3 separate regions of the Homo sapiens genome follow, and regions 1 and 3 are each linked to region 2. Evidence: read pairs that join two places in POLR2A ChIA-PET (ENCODE). Cell type or tissue: MCF 10A. All regions are shown on one strand.

Region 1 (8,000 bases), 150 kb before region 2:
AGTAGAGACAGGGTTTCACCATGTTAGCCAGGATGGTCTCGATCTCCTGACCTTGTGATCCGCCCACCTCAGCCTCCCAAATTGCTGGGATTACAGGCATGAGCCACTGTGCCTGGCCCCCCTTATATTCTTATATATATTAATATATTTTCCCTTATATTCTCATATATATTATTATATTTTCCTCTTATATTTTCATGGGCTTACTGGGATATGTAGTACTTATATTACACATATGAGATATGTTTTGTTTTTCCCGCTGAACTGCTAGCACTTGACACTCTAAATCTTCTCTTAAAACAAAATCTCTGGGCCAGGCACAGTGGCTCACACCTGTAATCCCAGCACATTGGGAAGCTGATGCTGATGGATCACCTGAGGTCAGAAGTTCGAGACCAGCTTGACCAACATGGTGAAACCCTGTCTCTACTAAAAATACAAAAATTAGCTGGGCATGGTGGCGCATGCCTGTAATCCCAGTTACTCTGGAGGCTGAGGCAGGAGAATCACTTGAACCTGCCAGGCAGAAGTTGCAGTGAGCTGAGATTGCACCATTGTACTCCAGCCTGGGCAACGAGAGTGAAACTCTATCTCAAAGGAAAAAACGAGGCCAGGCTTGGTGGCTCACGCCTGTAATCACAGCACTTTGGGAGGCCAAGGTGGGCGGATCACCTGAGGTCAGGAGTTTGAGACCAGCCTGACCAACATGGAGAAACCATGTCTCTATTAAAAATACAAAATTAGCCAGGCATGGTGGCGCTTGCCTGTAATCTCAGCTATTCAGGAGGCCGAGGCAGTAGAATCGCACGAACCCACGAGGCGGAGGTCGCAGTGAGCCCAGATCGCGCCATTGCACTCCAGTCTGGGCAACAAGAGTGAAACTCCGTCTCAAAAACATAAAAAAGAAAGAAAGAAAAACATCTCTGAATGAGTCTCAATATGTTGCACAGTACTTTCTATACAGTCAGGAATCAGGAAGTGCTTGTTGAATTAGGTTAAACTGAGTATCATTCACTGTGTGTGTGTGTGTGTGTGTGTGCGTGTGTGTGTGTACTCATAGCTTTTTATTGGCCCCCAAATTTCTCCCTAAAGCCTTTAGTCTCATGAATCTCCTCACCACTCCTGCAAATTCCATGCCCATTTGTACCTTCTAACTTTTACTTAGGTTGCTTTCTTTACCCTCCTCTAATCTTTTCCCCTTCCTCCTGCTTACCAAGAAGTTATCTTACTTATTTTGTTTCTGGCTCTCATCGCCCTGGGTATTGAAGTGTTGTGGTTAGGCACCGTGGAGTCCGCATCTCGGGTGCCAGCACCCAGCACAGCTCCGGGCACGTGTTTAGCACTCCATATGCATTTGTTGAAAGAATAAGTGAAACTACATATATGTATGTGTGTAAATGTGTGTGCATATACATGTTTATACACATATATGTGTATATATATATACACACACATCTCTATACATCTTGTCAGCCCAAATAGGTTGTAAACTCCAGGAAAATAAGAACAAATATTTTGCTTTTAAAAAGTACTCTGCAAATGTAACTACTGCTTGATAAAAAGGATCTATGCTAAACGACCGCTTCTCCCAGCTGAAGGCAGACCATCTACGTTACATTTTTACTCAGTTAAGAGCAAACAATAATAAGTGAATAGCAGCCTGATTCTGTATGTTAAAAATGATAGGTGATTGAATCTCAAATGTATTAGTCTGTTCTCACACTGCTATAAAGAACTATCTGAGACTGGGTAATGTATGAAGAAGAGAGGTTTAATTGACTCAGAGTTCCACAGGCTGTACAGGAAGCACGGCTGCATGGCTGGGAGGCCTTGGGAAACTTACAGTCATGGTGGAAGGGTGAAGGGGAAGCAAGCACGTCTTACCTTGGTGGAGTTGGAGAGAGAAAGAGAGCAAAGGGGGAAGTGCCACACACTTTTAAACAACGAGATCTTGGCTGGGCTCACTGGCTCACACCAGTAATCCCAGCACTTTGGGAGACGGAGGTGGGCAGATCATCTGAAGTCAGGAGTTTGAGACCAGCCTGACCAATGTGGTGAAACCCTGTCTCTACTAAAAATACAAAATTAGCCAGGCGTGGTGGCACAAGCCTGTAATCCCAGCTACTTGAGAGGCTGATGAGGCAGGAAAATCACTTGAACCAGGAGGCAGAGGTTGCAGTGAGCTGAGATTGCACCATTGCATTCCAGCCTGGGTGACAGAGTGAAACTCCAACTCAAAAAATAAATAAATAATAAAATACACAACTAGATCTTGTGAGAACTCACTCACTATCATGAGAATAGCAAAGGGAACGTCCGCCCCCATGATTCAATTACCTCCCATCAGGATTACAATTTGATATGAGATTTGGGTAGGGACACAGGGCCAAACCGCATCATCAAAGGACTATACAATGAACATTAATTGATATCTACTAAGTTGTGCTAGATACTAGGTCAGGTACATGGGATACAAATCTAATAAATGAGATAAAATCCCTGCCTTTAAGAATCTCACATTCTAGAGAAGCAGGGAAATCTATGACCTCTAATTGCAAGGTGCTAAGTGCTGTAACTTACCAGGAGGTAAAACAGGTAAGGCCAAAGCAATTACCTCTGTAACAGGGGAGTCGGGGGCTTCTTGGTTTACAAAGGAGGTCTCTGCAAGGATAAGCATGTACGAGTTTAGGGGTGGGTGGGAGAAAGGGCATTCCAACTGGTGGAAACACACGCACAGAGGCATGAAGTTGTGCAAGAGCCCTGCATGCTTAGAACAGTGAAAATTAGTTTGAACTTAACCCCAGAGGAAATTCAGGCAAGTTTAAGCATCGGATTGGACCGAGAAAAGGAAAGGCTGCTTTGGGCCTTAAATGAGAGAAAAAAATTCCTTAAATAGTTTTACTTTCTCTCTTCTCTTATGTCCTTCTAACCAGTATTAGGGTTCACATCTGTCCCTCCCTTAAAGCAAAGCTTACCTCAAATCTCACATTCTTTAAGAGAATGGTTACTAAGAAACCGTATTAGAAATTCAGCCTAGAGACTTAGGAAATGCTTGTTGACCTATTCAATACTAACCCTCTAAATACACAGCAGGGGCAATTTAGCCTCCCATCTCAAATTTTTGAGTAATGGTCTCACTTTGGGAACTCTTTTTTTTTTTCTTTAGAGTTTCACCCTGCCACCCAGGCTGAGATGTAATGGCGCAATCTCGGCTCACTGCAACCTCCGTCTCCCGGGTTTAAACGATTCTCCTGTCTCGGCCTCCTGAGTAGCTGGATTATAGGCACCTGACACCAAGCCCAGCTAATTTTTGTATTTTTAGTAGAGATGGGGTTTCACCATGTTGGCCAGGCTGGTCTTGAACTCCTGACCTCGTGATCTGCCCGCCTTGGCCTCCCAAACTGTTGGGATTACAGGTGTGAGCCACCACACCCGGCCTCGCTTTGGGAACTCTTGGAATAAAATAAGCACCTTCCAGTTCTTTTCCTTCACAGAGAAAATATACATCTACCCATTTTTACTCTGAATACATAACTCTTGTGGTGAAAAGAACAATTTCTTTTAGGACATTGACAAAGATTTGGTGTTGTGGATCAAACTATAATATTTACTTAATTAAAGCCAACAGAAATACTAATTTCCATGCTTACTTAATAGTAGGTCAGGTGTGGGTACATGCCTCTGAAAATAGGTCTTTGCAACTGTTTAACTGTCACTGCCTAGGGCTGCTGCCCCGATGGGCTGATGGGGGCCTATTTGTTTACTTTTGCATCCGAATTTGTCATCACCATGAGCCAGAAACATCACATACTGGCAGAGGCAGAGACTCATAGGATGAGAAGGGACTTTAAGTACAACTGTCAAAGTTTTTTAAACTACTATGTATTGAACAATAATAGGCTTGAAAATCTGAAGATTCTCCTTGTAGTTCCTCTCCTATAGTTCCTTGTTCCTTGACTGGCCTCTGGCTCTCACCACGTAGGTGAAAAAGCAGCTGGTTTCTGGCCTATACCAACTTGTGGGCAAATATATGGAGCCATATCCCAGGGGCCTCACTAATGAGTTGTGAAGTGCTGCATGTTAGTTGCAGGGTTAATATATTTCTAGTTCGCTCTACACAGAAGGAACATACCTCTTTCTTTTATAAGAAAAATTAAATCTGTGAGGATACATTTTCAACCTGGGGCTGTTTTGGGCAGTACTCTCAAGGGCAGTACTTATGTCATTAACATACATTGTTCCCACACCAGTGAGTAACAATGTAAAAAGCCAGGCCTGTTTACAACTGTAACAGCTCTACACTGTAAATGGAAAAGAAAAGGATGACAGCATACCACCAGCAGAGACATGCCTGAACAGCATTCCCAGGAATCCTTTAGCCACAGGAAAAACAACTCCAAACAAGCAACCCTCCGTCCAGCACAGGGTGTAAATTAGCTTCTGCTGACAACACACTTCATACACCGTTTTGCACTGAAGTCCTCTCCCATGCCAAAGACAACAGAGTGCTCTCTAACAACATGGGGCCCTGGCACTGTCCTTTAAACCCTCACGGTTACTGCGCATGAGAGAGCCAAAATGAAAATTTTTAAATTCCTTGGACAATTTTCCTTTTTTCTTTTTTTTTTTTTTGAGACAGGGTCTCACTCTATCACCCAGGCTGGAGTGCAGTACGCCATCGTAGCTCACTGCAGCCTCAGAATCCCAGGCTCAGTCCATCTTCCCATGTCAGCCTCCCAAGTAGCTGAGACTGCAGGCGTGCGCCATAAAGCCCAGCTAATTTTTTTGATTATTGGTAGAGACAGGGTCTTTCTATGTTGCCCAGGCTGGTCTCGAGTTCCTGGGCTCAAGCAATCCTCTCACCTCAGCCTCCCAACAATTTTCTTTTTAAAATTTTTTTCAACTTTTATTTTAGATTCAGGGAGTATATATGCAAGTACGTATCCTCCTTGCTGTTCTCATGATAGTGAGTGACTTCTCACAAGATCTGGTTGTTTAAGAGTGTGTGGCACTTCCCCCTTTGCTCTCTCTCTCTCCAACTCCACCATGGTAAGATGTGCTTGCTTCCCCTTCACACTTCCACCACGACTGTATGATTCCCGAGGCCTCCCAGCCACGCAGCCATGCTTCCTGTACAGCCTGTGGAACTGTGAGTCAATTAAACCTCTCTTCTTCATAAATTACCCAGTCTCAGGTAGTTCTTTATAGCAGTGTGAGAACGGACTAATACATTTGAGATTCAATCACCAATCATTTTTAACATACAGAATCAGGCTGCTATTCACCTATTATTGTTTGCTCTTAACTGAGTAAAAATGTAATGTAGCCCGGGCACAGTGGCTTACACCTGTAATCCCAGCACTTTGGGAGGCCAAGGTGGGTGAATCACCTGAGGTCGGGGGTTCGAGACCAGCCTCAGCAACATGGAGAAACCCCGTCTCTACTACTCTACTATAAAATTAGCCGGGTATGGTGGCACATGCCTGTAATCTCAGCTACTCAGGAGGCTGAGGCAGGAGAATCGCTTGAACCCAGGAGGCAGAGATTGCGGTGAGCCGACATGGTGCCATTGCACTCCAGCCTGGGCAACAAGAGTGAAACTCCGTCTTAAAAAAAAAAAAATGTAATGTAGATGGTCTGCCTTTAGCTGGGAGAAGTGGTCATTTAGCATAGTTCCTTTTTATCAAACAGTAGTTACATTTGAAAAATATTTTTTCAACCCATGTCCTCCCCGCACCAACTCTAGTCGTCTGCAGTGTCTATTTTTCCCATGTTTATGTCCATGTGTGCTCAATGTTTAGCTTCCACTTGAAAGTGAGAACATGCAACATTTGATTTTCCATTCTTGTGTTAATTCACTTAGGATTATGACCTCCAGTTCCATCCATGTTGCTGTAAAGGATGTGATTTCTTTTTTATGGCTGCATAGTATTCCATGGTGTATAGGTACCACATTTTCTTTATCCAATCCTGGGACAATTTTCAGTGGGTGTAAAGTTTGTACCTCTGAGTGAGCCAAAAAGCAGTTTCCTAGTTCACGTAGATTTGTTTGAGCGATCCTATTGTTATGTAATATCTCTTGGTTTGTGGTGCTTGATCACTAAACTCTGGCTATGTGAGAAGATTCTAGAATTTAGGCCATGATATTGACTACACAGATAAAAGAGGCAGCAGTTTTTCTCAATGGAGCATTCCCGAGAAGTAACTCCCCAATTTTGTAGGCTCTCACATACTTCTTAAATGATGAGTGCACAAACAAAATAAAGTTATTGTGGCTGAGGCTGCTAGCTACTAACCTAATTCCATGTTCTCTTCTTCATGGAACATGGCTAGACTACTTTTCTCAGCCTATCTTGCAATTAGAACTCTTACAAATCAATAAGAAAAAGGCAGAGCCAAGCATTATCTAGTTGTTACCTATGCCACTCTCACCCTCTGGCTGAAGGAGAGATTCTTCATTTGTTCACATGGACCATGTCCTAGAGCTGGTGTTATTTATGGGGTGTTCAGGTGAGCAGCAGGCAGGTTCCCTGACACCCAGCGGTGCCTCTGCAAGCACGACGGGGTGTTAATCACAAAAGGAGAGACATCTTAACCCCTTTAATTACTTTACTTGGGTGTGGATTCTTAGTGATATCCTACTTTATCTGGGGGACTTGGGGGCAGGTCGTTCTCTTTGTCTTGTAAGCAATTATTTAAGATAATTTCTATCTGCACGTCTTTTAAAAAAATATTTACAGGCTGGGCGTGGTGGCTCACGCTTGTGATCCCAGCACTTTGGGAGGCCGAGGCGGGCAGATCACGAGGTCAGGAGATCGAGCCCATCCTGGCTAACGTGGTGAAACCCTGTCTCTACTAAAAATACAAAAAATTAGCTGGGTGTGGTGGCATGCGCCTATAATCCCAGCTACTCAGGAGGCTGAGGCAGGAAAATCGCTTGAACCCGGGAGGCAGAGGTTGCAGTGAGCCAAGATCGTGCCACTGCACTCCAGCCTGGGCAAGAGAGTGAGACTCCATCTCAGACAAACAAACAAACAAAAAAATTTTACACTTTAACAAAGAGTTATAGAGCAAACACCCAGATTGTAACCACTGCTCAGGTAAAAAAATAGAACAGAAGATTCCTGTGTGTGCCTCCCCCTCATACCCCTGGGTTTTCCCAGGGTAACCGCAATCCTGACTTGCAGAGTTATCATTTCCTTGATTTTCTTTCTAACTTTACTATTCAGTTATGCATCTCTGAGCAAGGTACTTGGTTTCTCCCTCCTTTTTCAGCTTTATATCAGTGGAATCTGACTGTATTCTTTTTGTCTGTATGCTTTTGTTCTATATTATGTGTGTAAGATTTATCATGTTGTTTCGTCTAGCTATAGTTCATTTATTTTAATTGCTGAATAATATTTAATTGAATTACTCTACCACAATTTCCTTACTTGTTCTACTGTTGATGGACTTCTGGAATATTTCCAGTTTGGGGTTATTATGAGCAGGGCTGCTATGTACATTTGGGTTACGTGTCTCTGGGTGCACGTATGTAAGCATTTCTTTGAGAAATATACTCAAGAGTGAAGTTTGCTAGGTCATAGAGTTTGCATAACTTTGAGTTTATCAAATTATGCCAAACTCTTTTCCAACGTGGTTTTTAACAATTTATACTCCCACTGGCAGTATATGAAATATCCTGTTACTTCACATCCTTGCCAGAACTTGGTATTATCAGGCTTAAATTTTTGCCAATTAAATGGGTGTGTAATGGTATCTCTGTTGTTTTAATTCATATTTTTCTTATTACTTAATGAGATTGAACATCTTTTCATGTTTATTAGCCATTTGAATTCTCTCTTTGGTGAAGTGGCTGTTCTACTTTTCACTTATTTATTTTTTATTGCCTGGTAGCTTTTAAAAATTGATTTGTACGAGTTCTTTATTTATTCCATTTGTAACCCACATATTCTGGTCCAGTGTTGTCTACATAAGTTGCAAATACTTTCCACCCTATG
Region 2 (8,000 bases):
GAAACAAATCTGACTTATAACGCTTATAAAGTTTCATCAGTGAATCTTGGCTAATGTTCTCCAACTTTGCTAAGCAAAATGGTAAATGTTAAAAGCCAGTTAATGGAAACAATCAGGTGCTTATTAAATAAAAGCCTTTAAAAACTGTTGAGTCTTTATTTTCTCCTTTAAATCAATTCCTTTATGCTCAAGGGGAAACAAGGTTATGTTGAAAGATGTCTCTCCATTTCTTCCTCACAACTTCACTGATTTGTGCTTCCTGACAAAATGTATCTTCAAAGGGATGTCACGGGTGATTTCAGGATGGCAAATTTAGCCCCCAGCTGCCTCCTCCTCCCAAAGCACATGCAACCACATGGCTTCATGAAGTCCATACTTGAAGAAAACTGAAGCAACCAGTTTCTGTAATGGTATAATAATGAAAATAAAGGGTAGGAAAAAACCCCAGAGAGATAAGTGCTTCAGCAATGGTTATATTTTCCAGGTGTTCCTTTTCCTCAAAGGAATGGCAGTGGTCTGCCACGAACTGGAGAACCACCAAAACGAAATTTGAAAGTGATGCCCAAGATAAGTTTTGTTGCTGCCTAAGCTCCAAGTCAGGCCATCTATAAGTATTGCATTTCATACATCCACAATGAAACACTAATTAATTTTTATGGAGTATTTTTTGTCTGGTCACCAAAGATTTCTTAATTTTTTACATGTGTTCACATTAACCACATGACACACTATGTTTATTCTGTCATGTGGACTTATAGGCAGACCGAAGTGAAATTAATCGTTGTCTAAATTTACTATGGCTATAATTTCATGACTGCTTAGCTCGAAGGCCAATAGCTAAATTTGTGTGGACAACAGATGTACTTTAACCTTATGGCCCCAAAGAGACCAATAAATAGATTGGCTTTTTGAAATTCAAAGCCCAGGAAATAATAAAATAGAATTTGAACCAAAACCAGATTCATGTCTAGCAAGTCTTTCCTCAAATAACCACTTTATCTCCTAAGGAAAAAGGATAAAATAGAAGGATGGACCAGCCCAGATAAAACTCAACTACAAAAATGATTTTATCTTGCCTTTTTTTTTTCTTTTTGACCATGAGAGGTAGCTTAGTGTCTGACACTAGGAATATACAGATATTTATTTACCATCTTTTAAAAACAAATACAGGCTGGGCATGGTGGCTCACGCCTATAATCCCAGCACTTTAGGAGGCCAAGGTGGAAGGATCACTTCAGCCCAGGAGTTAGAGACCAGTCTGGGCAAGATGACAAGACCCTGTCTCTACAAAAAAAATTTGAAAACTAACTGGGCATGGTGGCACGTGTCAGTAGTCCCAGGTACTCAGGAGGCTGAGGTGGGAGGATCACTTGAGCCCAGGAATTCGAGGCAGCAGTGAGCTATGATTGTGCCACTGCACTCTAGCCTGAGTGACAAAGCAAGATCTCATCACAAAAAAAAAAAAAAAAACCAAATAAAAACCCACCACCAACAAAAAACCAAAACCTATAAAAATAGATAAGTGAAATCTACTAAATATCTGTGCTGCCAGAAGCTATTAAAATCTTAGATTGCTTCTAATATTTTCCTCATTGTTGATGCAGTGGAAAGGACCTAGGACTTGGAGTCAGCAGTTCTGATGAAGCAGCCTCATTGTCTGGGGTAAATACCTGGGGTTCGTCGTTGTTTTGCACCAAAAAGATGAAGGACATGGACACACACAAGGAGTGGGTTTAGAAGCAAAGGTTTAATAGGCGAAAGAAAGATAAAGGAGAACAGCTCTCTCTCTTTTTTTGAGACAGAGGGGCTCCCGAATGGGAGTGCACTGGATTTTATAGGCAGGTTTGAGGTGGTGGTGTCCGATTTACGTAGGGCCCACAGATTGGTTGGACCAGGTGTGACGTTTTGGGAAGGCTGGCCACCCCACCCTAATCTTATTATGCAAATGGGCTTTCCACTTGGCTAGCCCATGTCATCTGCTCCTTACTGTACATGTGGCTGGCAAAGAAAAGGGAAGGTGGAGCTGCCATTTTGAACATGCCTAGTCTCAGGTGCCTGTTCCTATTGGCACAACTGCTGGCATTCACCCATGCAAGCTTCCCGCTTGCTTGTCTGTGTCTGCAGCTCAATTTTACAGGCTGCTCGTTAGTATAATTTTGGGGCTGCTTTTCATTAAAAGGAAAACCTTACCAAGGACTCCTATACCCTCACTATCTGCCTAAATAATTTCTTCTTAACTCTTATATCACTGAGTTCCAGTTTTGCCTGGTCCATAGATCAACTAAGTTGACTGTGGTCCAGTCAGTCTCTCATTTGGGGTTATAGTTTCCTTATTCGTGAAATGCAAGGAATGGGCTAAGACTAGAGTTTCCTCAAATGTGTACCAAGAAACTAGTTCTGTAGCAAGTTGACAGATAACATTGAAAAGGTTTCTGTGGCCAAATAGGTTTACCAAGCACTGGGTTAAACAAAGTTAAACATCTGTCAGAAAGTTAAACAGAACTTTTTAGAGCTCTGTGCCAATATACACTGAATTTCTGAGAGAGAAATATGGCAGGCATCATTCTCAATCTTACTGGACCATGGAACATGTGTTCTGTGAATCATGTTGAAGGATCAGTGTTCTGGGAACACATTTTGAAAACACTGGGTTGGATTATCACTAAAACCTCATCTGGCTCTATGGTGGTGACATTTAATACCTAGCATACATTTTACAACTAGCTTTTCCAGAGCTTATGGCAGACATCAGTAATACGGCAAGCCCTATATCCCATTGATCCCCAACTCGGTTTCAGAGTCCTTCTCCAGTGATGCTAGGGGCAGCCACTACCAACCAATTAGTGTTGGCCCCTGAGTTGAAACATATTTGCTATGCCTGTTTTAACAGTCTATGTTTACGTATAATTTTCTTACACAGGAATTAATGTGAAATGTTGATTTCTAATCTCTCACGTATCCTTGACCGTTAATTCCAAGAATTTTCTGTTTTTTTAAATAAGCTGCCATTTGGGCATGGCACATGAAAATACTGGATTTCCCCCCACAATCTGGATATGCAGGGTAAACATATATTGCCCAAGCCGGGACATTTCTGAGGATGAAATAAATAGGTAACCATTGATAATTATAGGAATAAATAATAACTGTTTCGGGTAAACTAGGATGGGCAGTTGTCCTACTTACAGCTCATTGCAAGAGCAACTAAAAAATGTCGTTTTGGCACTAATGAATATTATGGCTTTTTGCAAATGTGACTCATTCCCATGAGTAGACAGGAGTACATTTCACAATACGTGAAGGAAAAAAAGGTTCCCACCCCATCTGTCACTCATTCACAAATTCTCAAGTTACACTTGTTAGCTAAAAAAATAGATTCATCCTCACCAATTCCCTATGCAAGTACAAAAATAAGTCAGCATGACCTGACAAGCCACACTTCAAAGTTACCTACATTGTGAAAATTTGTATTGAATGCTTTCAAGGCTCCAAAGCGTTGGGGGTGGGGGGTGGGGGGGTGGAGAATGGATTATAGAGAGCTGAGAATGAGAAATTGCATACATAAATCAGCTAGAGGTGCACATTCAGCTATTCTGTTGCTACAATTACAGCAGGTAATTATTAGCTATTGTTGTAACTTGGATTACATTCCAAATGGGATAAAATGGGAGATGCTTTATCAGACAATGCTGTCAGTCTTCTGTGCATTTGGAACCTGTCCACTGAAATACAATGATCCCCTCAGAATTATGAAACTCCAAAGGACTAAAGTCAAACTAGGCAAAGGGGCCACAGCTCCTATTGGTGTCTTCGACTCTATGGAATTGCAGAAACCCACGTAAAACAGTTCATGTACGGACTCCTAGAATGCCCAGCAGTTAGTTCTTTGCATTTAACAAACAATTACATCCAATACAACTTTTTTCCTTAGCAATGGAAGAACTTTCCCCAAAGTCAAAGGACAGGAGATGTCCCTCAAAATTTCCCCGAGTTCATTAGTGAAACCCCCAGTTCCTTGCCTTAATCTATGTAATCACGACTAAGAATATGGGAGGAGAAAACTGAATGGAAGAAGAGATTGAGAATGAGAGGAAAATGCCTTACTTTTGGAAAAAGCTAAAACTTTAGAATTCAAAAGGCTTCGCTTCTTTATTTTTCATCTGTTCTCCAAATGATGCTTCAGTTGGTTGAGGCTCCCTCCACAGAGCCAAGTTCAATTGCTCAGGGCAAGGAGGACAGCCAGATTTGGTGGTGATTCTGTCAGAGGCTGAGGAAGAGCCTCCCTTTGCAGAGTCCTGGCTCTAGTCTAATCTAATGGTGTTCAAATGTGGCTAGTGTGGTCTCTGAGGAACCACAAAACAGGCATCTCAAACAGGGCATGAGTGCACACGAACTTAAAACTGTAAACTGCCCCGTCAGTCAATAATTGTATGTACAGAAATGGATTCACTTTCTTTTTCAAGGGTTTTCCCAGCTAACTCCTTTCAAAGCCACCCTCCTTCCCGAATGCTTTTCCCTTGTTCTTATTCTGTGTTCCTTCTAGAAGTTCATGTTTAGAGGTCAGCTTTCCAAGGAGAGCTATGATAAATGAAGTATCCACTGAGGAGAGAACTCTTTTAATTTGATAATGAAACATTAGAGGTAGAAGGAATTATATTCTTAGCAGGTAGCACTTATGGACCTTGCACCAACTATTCTGGCTAAAATTGTGAATGTCTTCATTTTTTAAAAAAGTGAAATTACACTATTACACACACACACACACACACAAGTAGCCATATACATATATGCCTGGATTTAACATCTGACACACTCCTTGAATCAAGTTCCTGAAAGATTTGCAAACATTCTGCAAATGCTGCCTCCTTTTCTTGTTCTAGTTACACAGGTAATTCTCTAAGTAACACCTGTCCTCCTCCCAACCATTTTGATCAAATACATACTTTTGACTGTGTAGACAAGTGAGCTGTTGTCCAAGAAGGCTGCCTCCACTGCTTCCCCTGAGAGCCTGGTTATGCAGAGCTGCAGCAGAGCGGGGAGGGGCCTCAGGTGTGTGAGCAAGAACAGGAAGTCAGGACTAATTACACCTTGTTTTATTTGGCCATTTGAATAACGAATAAAATGCCATGTTTCATTTCAGTTGGTTTTTCACAGCAAATTGCCTAAGGCTGACATTTCATTCTATTAATAATAGACTAGATTTTGTTTTTAAAAGTAGGAAAACTAATGTTATCACTTGATACAGATTTAGATCTTTTTCTTTGAAAAATACAGTTTTCGTTATGTCATGATGAAAATGTTCTTCTTTCTGACACAATTAGAGCCTCACTACCTGGCTACAGTCCATCATTTTGTGCTTATATCCTGTATGCCCTAAAGCAACTGTGATCTCACAATGCACAACTTTTAAAAATTGGCTTCAGAGGCACTTAGAGACTTGGCAAAAGACAAAAAAATACACATAACACCCCTTCCCTCCTCCCCAAAAAAAACAACTCTAAAGCTATTACATGGTGTGGTGGGGAAGAGGTGGAATTAGAAAAAAAGGATTTAGCATATGATATTTACTAGTTGCAGGAAATTATAATCGTTCCTTTGTTTGCATAAGCAAATAAAAATGTGTATTTTTGTGTTTAAAATTATCACTGATGAGCCATGTGTAGTCCCAGCTACTTAGAAGGCTGAGGTTGAAGGATTGCTTGAGCCCAGGAGTTTGAAGCCAGCCTGGGCAACACAGTGAGACTCTGTGTCTTAAAAAAAAAATAACTGATCTCATGCCTGTAATCTCAGCACTTTGGGAGGTCGAGGTGGGCGGATCATGAGGTCAGGAGATCGAGACCATCCTGGCTAACATGGTGAAACCCTGTCTCTACTAAAAATACGAAAAATTAGCTGGGCATGGTGGCGGGTGCCTGTAGTCCCAGCTACTCAGAAGGCTGAGGCAGGAGAATGGCGTGAACCCGGGAGGCAGAGGTTGCAGTGAGCTGCACTCCAGCCTGGGAGTCTCCAGATGAGACTCTGTCTCAAAAAAGAAAGAAAGAAAGAAACAAACAAACAAACAAGCAAACGATAATGACTATACGTGTTTGCTGTGAAGGAAAAGAACAGCATACTCAAAGGTTGTCTTGTGGATCAATGTTCTAATTATCAGAGCCCAATATGTGTATAGCCGAAGAGCTAGATAATGTGATTTCTGCCTCAGCCATATCTCTCCTTGGGGTTGCCAAGAACTGTCTGTCATAAGGAGGACAGGTCAACAGCTTTCAAGTCTGTGTACATTGTGAGAAAGTGTTTCCCCACTACCTTACCATTCTGGCAATTTATAGATGTTGGGAAAATTAAAAATTAATCTGTACTAGAAAAAGGTGGAGAGGTCCATCCTATATGTAAATACTATTTACACACCTGCCTTTTTGCAATTCCTTTGGGCAAGAATGATCATAGTCTCCCTATAGCCTTTAGTGTTCCACTGATCCGCTGTTTTTCCAGGTTGTTTGAAATTGGACGTAAAAATAGTTGTCTGGGTACTATGTTAGGTCTATGTTGAAGGAATTAAAAAAAATTCCCTGAGGTTTCTTATGGCTAAAATTATTCCATATGTTCAAAGATGAAATAGATCAAAATGGCTTAGTGAGTTCCCTGTCACTAGATGCTCTGAAGAGGAAGAAATAATTGACAGAGGTGTTGTAAAGAAAATTCAAGAACTAGATGGATGATTCCTTGAGGGACTACGATGACTGGTGCTATCATTTTTCTTTTCTTTTAGCAAGCATGACAACTGACGGCTGAAAGTGGGACAAATCATCTAATGCCTGGTGTGCTGAACACTAAAGAATGGCACAGTCCTCTTAATTATGATGCATTTATTAGATTAGGCTAATTTAATTAAGATAATGCTGGAGATTTCCAGGGGCTTTCTAATTAGGATGGTTTATTGGGGACACACTAGCTGTAAAATGGAGCTTAGATTCAGCACACACACACAAAAATACTATGATGTTTCCCTGTTTGCATCACAAAATATATTTTAAATAATGCTTTCATTCTTTGAACGAAAACCTGAATCAACATCTCACATTTCCTCTCCTAGGAAAGCTTTCTAAACTTAATCATATTCATTCGTAACTTCCTTTGTACTAAAGTTTCCAATGTTTCTTCCCAAGGTTCATGTTTTAGCCTTATTTCATTGACGTAGAACCTCTAACTTTAAAATGTTTGTGTTAACCTGCACGTTGTGCACATGTACCCTAGAACTTAAAGTATAATTAAAAACATATAAAAAATAAAAAAATAAAAATGTGTTAGAAAATTACATGCTAAATTCAGATCCAATGTGGTGTAATTTAATTTTTCAAAGGCCCATTTGAGAGCTTTGAAGAGATTTTTAAAACGCTATTTAACCAAAGAATCAGTTTCATGAAATTTATTTTCACATGTACATATTTTGGTAGTTTCCTGAATATCCCACCCCTTCCTCCATTTTTATATCCTTTCTGATTTTTCAGCATTCTTCTTGGGGAAGAATCTCATGCTTATCACCTATAGAGTAAAGAAAATCATGATTTCTGCTTGGGATTGGTGCACACATAAGACTATCTGTTGGGAAAGGAAAGTGCTTTTCACTGCTCAAGGAACTCTCTGCCATGGTCACGCGGTATGTGACGCTTCACAAGCGACATCTGCCCCTCAACATTTTAACCCTCAGAGCCTACCCTCCTGAGAGGGTGTGGAGTGTTGAATCTGCCTCTGCCCCACCAGCTATGCTCAGTGTTGAGAAGCCAAAACAAAAACAAAGCAAACAAACAAATACAAAAAAACTAAAGGAAAACCAGTCCCTCAGTTGGTTGTACAGAATCACTATTTTTAGCTATTCACTTTTGTTCAAAAACAATTCTTTTCAATAAGAGATAAAATTTGCATTTTTGTTCAAGTAAACATAACATGCAGATATTCATGGTTATAACCTCTCATTTTTCTTCTTTACTCTCATGTCACTGAGG
Region 3 (8,000 bases), 130 kb after region 2:
GCCTTTTGTAGAAAAGGTATATCAGAAGTCACTTGAACTAAAGTGTGGTTGGGGCCCTTTCTTCCTCGATTTTAGGCAGCAGTGTGTGTCCTCAGGCTTGGCCCATGGAATAATTCCATGTTGCAGGATTCTGGCCAACATATGCCAACACATTCTTAATTAGAATGCTGGCAGCTAAACATAAGGATTAAATGGTACTATAACGGATTACAAGTCATATCTGTTATATTCTGCTTGGGATCAGTGTTCTGTTTATAAAAGAAAGAGAAACCCAGCAAAATGGCTTTGATAGAGGAGGCACTGTAGCTCAGGCCCTCACAAGTTGCAACAAGGAAGGTTGTTGCTAAGAGTAAAGACGCTGGCTCTTCCTCATGTGACACCACAAAGTGGGCTGGGAATGTATACAGCACAGTTTTCTCATGAGGACCACTAAAGAATCAATCATGGCTCTTTTCTTTTTTAAGGTTTCTTAACATTGTCTGGGGGCAATGGAAGGAAGCGATTCATGAGGTTTGCTTTTAGAGAACTGCTCACTATCTGTGGTGGTGTTTCTGATGGTCAGGAGGACTCACCCAAACTCCATTGAGACAGATCTTGAGAAGGGTTATGGCAGTAGAGTATAGCAGTTAAAATGTACAGATTCGTTAATGCTCTAGGGGAGGGATACTTCATTTTCTATGATGACGTGATTATTACACACTGCATACTTGTATCAAAAAAATCTCATGTGCCCCATATATACATATGCCTACTATGTACCCATAAAAATTAGAAACAAAAAAGTATAGACCCAGGAGCCAGTTTGTCTCAGTGTGAATTCCATCCCTACCAGTAACTGGACAATTGGGAAGTTTTGCTAAACTATTCATATCTTAGTATGTTATTTTTAAAATGGAGAAAACAAATTTCTAGTTCACTGAATCTAACATGAAATCACCACTAGATACCATTGTTTTATGAACCACTAATAAAGAAACAGCATATAGTACTGGCCAAGTAAATAATTAAGCTGCCAAACAATTCTGACCAAATTTGTATGTGTACAAGCAATACAACCACAAAATGAGTCATCTGACAGCTGTTGTTTAAGTATGTCCTTTTCTGTAAAGAGTTCTGATTACAAAGATGTTAAAGTGTTGTAAAATAGATGTCTTAGAATCCCAGAAATCTGGCAGTATCTAGCTTATTGGAATAAGTGAATTTATACAGGTAGTGCCCTTAGAAGAGTGGCATACACTAAGTACTCAAGAAATGTTGGCTATTAATATTATTATATCTATTAGTATTACTAGGAGAATGACAATAACTTTCGTGAGGGTTCAGTGTTAATAGCTCTGTAAGAAAATAAAGAGGAATCATTTTAATTGGTGACTTTAGAATGATGACCATAGGGTTGACAAGCATGAAAATGGCAATTTTAGCATAAACTTCCTACAATTTAGTACTATGTGTAATTCTACACAGTGACTGCACAGACATATATGATGGTGGTTGAATGTTACCGTGCTTCTGGTGTTAACTTTCAAGACCTCCTCATTAGGGGATAACAAGGCCCCTGGACTGGAGTGACCAGGCTTAGCTAAGCCCTGACCTTGAACAAATCCTCTTATTTATCAATACCTTCTCATTACTATCCTTCTAGAAAGCATGCTGGGCCCATGCTGGTCCATTAACATAATCAAATTCATATATTGATATGGAGAATTCTTGGTCTTTGTAGTGGTTCAAAGTCCAAAACTGAAACATTTTCTTTCTCATCTCCCTAGATGTCCACAACTGTATATCTATTGCATTCTCTTTGCACTAACACAATTAGAATATTCTCTGTCAAAGCAATTGGTCTGTAATGTCTATATAATGGTGAAAATTATTTTGAAGATCTTTCTGACTTTAAAAGAACCATTAATCTTCAGATGAGAGTTTTCTTTGTCTGCCTCCCTCCTTCCTCCCTCCCCCCTCCTTCCTCCCTTCCTCCTTCCTTACCCTCCCCTCCCCTCCCCTCCTCTCCTCTCCTCTTTCTTCTCGTTCTCAAAGATTCTCCTCCATTACTTGGAAATTCATTTCCCTAGACTTGTTTTCAATTTCATTAGAAATACTCACCATTTTCAACAACCAAGGCTAAAAGCTGTCATCTTAGGAAAAAGTTCTTATTCCCTAGGGTATTTTTATTTACATTTTTTGGACCACAACATGTGGATCATATAAACAGTGACTGGAAGCTTGTTTCTGTGGCCTAATTTACCATGCACTGTTATATGGAACTAGACTTCACCATTGGAACTCATAACCGAGAGAACAAAGCTAGTTTTCACTTGCAATTAGTATTATTTTTGGCCAGGAAAAGCTTTTGATTGGATTTCTCTATCACAGTTCAGGAGACCAGCAGTTTAGTCCTATTTCAGCAGATATCCAATAGGATGCTATTTCTTGGCTCAAATCAATTAAAATTAAATAGGAAAGAACCATTTCTATTGTTATATATCATTCAAACACCAACTGGTAGAACTATTTTGCATCTTGGTCAGCACAGTAAGCTATATAAAGTTTCATACTTAAAATTGTATTTGCTACAGTTACATTTATAAAGTAACTCCAAAACGTCAAAAGAATGCAATGTCTAAATGGAGTCCTTGAATTGCTGTAATTATGCTTAAGCAGATTCAGTGATCCATGAGGAGGTATGGCCCCAAGGCAAATGAAGAAACATGTTGAAAAGTACTTAAAATAGACTCTGCAGAAAAGATTTGAGACATTGAGTAGTTTTGACTGTGAAGGTATCTGAAACTTCAGGGTCAAATTCTTTCAAAACAACTATTTGATACTAGTTTGCATACTAATAAATTAAACTTCCGAAAAGCACATCCTTTTCCTTTTGAGAGCTTTGCAGCATGGTATAATACTTAGTAGTAAGAAAATGCAAAATAAAAGGTCAATTTATCTAGCTGAGGAAAAGCCTGCATTTGTTACTTAAATTATTTTAGATTTTTCTTCCTGCTGAAATTATTGAAATACAAAAACAAAGAGTGGCTAAAGTATTGGGGAACCACTTTCAATTAACTCTAGCAAATAGTTAACACATGCTCACAAAGCAAACTGAGGGAAATTGCTAAACAATTTTTAAAGCAGCAAGAAAACAATAGTCAAAGAGATTTTATTTTTGGAAGGTGTTCTAAATTGACAGTAATCCACAGTACGGCTGACCTTCACAGCTTCTACATTTAGAAAGAGAGGATGGGGAGATAATTAGTTGTATGAAGGAGGAGTAGAGACAGAAACAAATCACTTTTCTTTGGCTTTGATCCCATACCCTGCAGCAGTGAAGGAACAGAAGGCCAAGTGAGGTAAAAATGTATAAAAAAAATAGTATGTTATACAGAGACCAAGGGAAAGTATCCCACTACTTCCTGGCAGCCTTTGTGATGATTCCGACTCTGAGATACAAATCTAGGACTCAACAAATAGTCAAAAGCAACTTTCAAGATGTATTGTATTTCTGATAAATCATTTGTTTATTTTATGCTGTTGAAGTGTTCCATCTCCATAGGCTCTATACCATTGTGAATACTTAGTAGTATAAAAGAAAATGGCAGTATGAAGATTTTAAAGAGAGGAAACAGAGTCAAAGGTTTTTGAAAAGGTAGAGTGCGGGGAGTTTATTCTAAGTCAATAACAATAAACTATAAAAGTAAACACTTTAAAATAATAAGTAACTTTTAAAATAATACATTAATATTTATTAAGACACTACAATGTGCTAACAGTTTTAAACTCTTTCTCTGTGTTAATTGACTTAACATTCATAATTACCCTAGAGGTGGGTACTTCTATTATTTCCATTTTACCAACAAAGAAACTGAGGCACAGAAAGTTGAAATAACTTGCCACAGTGACCTAACTGATGCGTGATGGAGCCAAGAGTCACATTCTGATTCTAGAACCTCTACTGTCCACCACTAAGCGCTTCTGATGCTTGTTTCACGAATCCCTTTTAATTCTAAAGGGATTATCTGAAGAAGCTTCTTATATACAGGTGTTTTGTTTTTTTTTGTTTTTGTTTTTTTTGCCATCTGCAGCAGGTAAACTGGGTAGATGATACCATAAAAGATCTATGGCACAAGACTGACTACATGTAATATTCTACTGAAACACCACAAATTCAAAGCAAAAGACATTAAAAAATCTCTACCTTTATTCTTCAGCTACATTTATTTTGGTGTTTATTGTTTTCTTGTTAAATCCAGAAACTTGTCCATTAAGATATAAACTGATGCTACTGTCTAATTTAGCTACTGCTACTCATGACTAGATACCAATGACTGTCATAACCAATTCAAACTTCTAACTGTATAGTGATATTCCACTTTTGCCTTGAATATCAGCCTTACTTCTTGGTTCACTAAGGTATCAGTGAGAGCAACATTTTCACAGCTTTATGCATTTATACAGCTGGAATGGGCTTTTCATAACATCATGGTGTTATGGGTTGACCAGAAGAGGTAATAAGGCAGCTGCTGCCACTCTGTAATATTCAAGTCATTAAACAAGAATTCCATGCAACAGGGGCAATATTTCCTGGGCTTGCTGGATTCTGAATTATTCCATTTCGCTAAGGTCTGCAGAAATAGACTCAATATTCTCATTAATGATGGCCTTGCAGGTAAGCTACTGCAGAGGCATAGCTAGTTTTCAGAGTGAAAATTACAAGTGGGTAGGTACTGGATGAAAACAGCGGTTAAGAAAGAATGGAAAAGATAGAAAGAGGATAAAACCTCTCAATGCGTCGCATGCCTTTCATGAGTTAACTCCCAGAAATTGTGTGGTAGGAGTCAGAGATAAGGCTATCTTTTCACTTAAGTGAAAATAAAGGTGCCATTCTCTCTCTCTCTTTTTTTTTTTTTTTTTTTTTGGTGACGGAATCTTCGCTCTGTCACCCAGCCTGGAGTGCAGTGGCGCCATCTTGGCTCACTGTAAGCTCCGCCTCCCGGATTCAAGCCATTCTCCCGTCTCAGCCTTCCGAGTAGCTGGGACTACAGGCACCCGCCACCACGCCCGGCTAATTTTTTGTATTTTCAGTAGAGACTGGGTTTCTCCAAGTTAGTCAGGATGGTCTCCATCTCCTGTCCTCGTGATCCGCCCGCCTCGGCCTCCCAAAATGCTGGGATTACAGGCATGAGCCACCGTGCCCGGCGAAAGGTGCCATTCTCTTATGAATTTCTTTTGCTTTCTAGTTCAACAGTAATTGGGTGTTCTAGGGAATATTTATTGTCCTCCGCAAAATATAAAGGCTTTTGTTTGTTCAATTCAGTGCAAATACACAGAAAAAAAAAAAGATTTAAAATGAATTAAGAAATAAAAGAATAAGAAAATAGGCAACTATAAAATTAGGTTTTGCTTTCTTATGGATTCTGCCCTAGTGTGCTTGTTCCTATTGTCTAGGTATGTAGATGGGAGGAGAGGCAATTGGGTTGGTGAGATAGTGACAGGAAGCACTTGTTCATTTTCAAATTCCCTCTCACTAGTCCTAACCAGGTCCATAGTGTGTGTGTGTGTGTTTGTGCCTAATGCAGACTTTTTCCTTAAAAACAAGAAGCTCATATACAGATTTTTTAATTGACTGCAGCAAATAAAGTAGACTATACCATAAAAGATCCATGGCACAAGACTGAATACATATAATATTCTACTGAAACACCATAAATTCAAAACAAAAAAAAACATTTTAAAAAGCTCTAAAATATAACTAAAACAACCCTGAAAATTATATGGACAAATGGCTAAAAGCCAACCTATCCGATTCACAGTGCTTAACACCAAGATATTTTCTGGATGGTTTTTATGGGGTAAATCAAAGTATTCATTAGAGACATTGCTGCTGAACTTATTGATACATCATGAGGATAGTAGATTAACATGAAAGTCAGTATTTTTCACTATTAAATATTAAAATGATGTAGTTTATATCTGTGTCTCTACTACCCACCTTAAGATATAAAATACTGCCAACACAGTTGACTCCTCACAAATCACGTGCTTCATCTCAAAGGTTACTGCTGTCTGGAATTGACTGTTCCTCATTCCCACACATTTCTCTGTACTACTACATCCGTAAGCCTGAAATAGTACTATTTTGCAAATGTAACTTCATATGCAAACATCTGTCCATGTAATTTATGTGTAAGTTTTTACAACTTGCTTTTCTTTGGTTGATTTTATGCTTATGAGTTTCATATATCCTGATACATGCAGCTCTAGTTCATTTGTTGTGTGACTATATCACAATTTATCCATTTTCTCTTTGATGAATGTTTAGGTTCTTTCCAGTTTCTTGAGCACATATTTATTGAGCACCTGTTACATGCCAGACACTGTTCTAGGCTCTGAGGACACAAAAGTGAGTAAAACAGATAAAGTCCTTACACCCAAGGATTTTATATTCTAGTGAAGGAAGAAAGACAACTACAAAAATCAAACAGATAAAATGTGCAGTGTATCACATGAGATCTATGGAGAAAAGCAAGAGAGTGGAATAGAGAGTAAGGTAGGCAGGACCTTTCTTTTACATAGAGTAGTTATAGGAGGCCATATTGTAAAGGTGATAGAGATATGGAGGGGATCAAGGATTTAATCCTGCAGATATCTGGGGAGAGAGATTTACAAACAGAGGGAGCAGAAAGTACACAGGCCCCAGACAAGAACAAGCCTGGTGGTGTGATGGAGGTGCAGCCAAGAACCCCACTGTGACTGGGGGAGTGGCAAGAGGTGAAATCAGAGAGATGAAGCCTGATTAGGATGTATAAGAACTATGGATTTTACTCGGACTAAGTGAGAAGCCCCTGGACGGTGTTCGGGCAGTGCTGTGATAGTGATTTCATGAAAAAGAATTACTCTGAGTGCTGTGTAGACTGTGATGAACAATAACGAAAGCAAGGAGATGGGTTGGAAGGTAATGCAAATAACAAAGAGACAGATGATGGTGGCTTGACGTGCAGCCTCATTTATGGAGGTGGGGTGAAGTGGTCAGATCTGGAGACATTAAAGGTGGTGCCAGCTGGATTTGCTGGATGAATTGGACTTGGGGTGTGAGAAAAAGAGGGATCGAGAATGGCTTCAAGGTTTTTTTCCTGAACAGCTGGAAGGAGGGTTGTCTTTTGTTGACATGGAGAAGATTTGGAAAGAGAAGGTTTTTGGAGGAGAGGAGAATCAGTTTAGTTTTCGACAAATTTGATAAGAGTATCAGACATCGATATAGTGGTGTCAAGTAGGCAGTTGTGTATCTATAAAGGCTTAGTGTATGCACATCTTAATTGTGTATCGTAAAACAGTTCTCCAAACTGGTTGTACCTATTTACATTTCATGTTGCAGTCACAACACGTGTATTGTCAGGATTTTTTCATTTTGATGATCTGATGGTATTATCTGGTATCTCATTGCTGACTATATTCTTTAACAACAACGATACTCCTGGGCTAAGCCATCTGGATCTTCACTTTACAAGCACTGAATATTCATAAACTATTGGCTAGTGGTGCTGTTGCTACATTTTCCGAAACCAAATCAGCCAAAAGATGGGAGATACCATATTTTCTTACCCTTAGTAAGAAAAGTAAATTCATGGCTTGTTTTTCTTCCTGTCGTTTTTGAGGAGATGGAAATTTTTACTGACAGAGTTGCATAGATTTGATATGGCTAATCCTCTTGTTTTGGCTTTTGATGATGATCAAAGTCTTGCTGATGTAAACTAATTGGAGGCATTGGACATGCTGTATTTCGATTATAAAAAGAAATAATTGTATTACTTTTAATTATATATAGTAAATAAAACTTTACAGGGCTAACAATGATGACCTAGTAGGTATCTTATGATTAGATATGAGTAATTGTATTTAGACTATTAAAGCACATTACTGGATTCCACTTTTACTACAATAAGTGGGTGTTTAAAAGTTTTTTTTGACATATGTACACATTTACCTTATATTAATAATATAAAGATGTGTTT

The links. ChIA-PET counts read pairs that join two places held together with the same protein. Peaks named below come from ENCODE experiments on the same cell type or tissue, not always from the same donor. Only the 100,000 strongest peaks of a DNase experiment are listed, where the experiment ranks them.
Region 1: POLR2A ChIA-PET joins it to region 2 with 5 read pairs; 3 of 35 experiments call an interaction of 5 or more read pairs at or near these places.
Region 3: POLR2A ChIA-PET joins it to region 2 with 5 read pairs; 2 of 35 experiments call an interaction of 5 or more read pairs at or near these places.

The regions. Positions count from the first base shown.
Region 1 is chr4:168,800,317-168,808,316 of GRCh38, reverse strand. All of the region lies in intron 10 of PALLD (palladin, cytoskeletal associated protein), which reads right to left. Among named protein-coding and RNA genes, the nearest start is that of PALLD-AS1, 160 kb to the right of the region's middle. RefSeq lists enhancers at 4,225-4,519, 4,026-4,679. In MCF 10A, no CTCF peak of the experiment used is centred here; a DNase peak (open chromatin) is centred at 4,376.
Region 2 is chr4:168,651,756-168,659,755 of GRCh38, reverse strand. All of the region lies in intron 2 of PALLD (palladin, cytoskeletal associated protein), which reads right to left. The region is part of intron 2 of LOC124900808 (a long non-coding RNA gene); the gene reads left to right. Among named protein-coding and RNA genes, the nearest start is that of PALLD-AS1, 7.2 kb to the right of the region's middle. In MCF 10A, no CTCF peak of the experiment used is centred here; DNase peaks (open chromatin) are centred at 3,305, 5,045 and 5,345.
Region 3 is chr4:168,517,234-168,525,233 of GRCh38, reverse strand. All of the region lies in intron 2 of PALLD (palladin, cytoskeletal associated protein), which reads right to left. The region is part of intron 1 of LOC107986198 (a long non-coding RNA gene); the gene reads left to right. Among named protein-coding and RNA genes, the nearest start is that of PALLD, 24 kb to the right of the region's middle. In MCF 10A, no CTCF peak of the experiment used is centred here; a DNase peak (open chromatin) is centred at 1,043.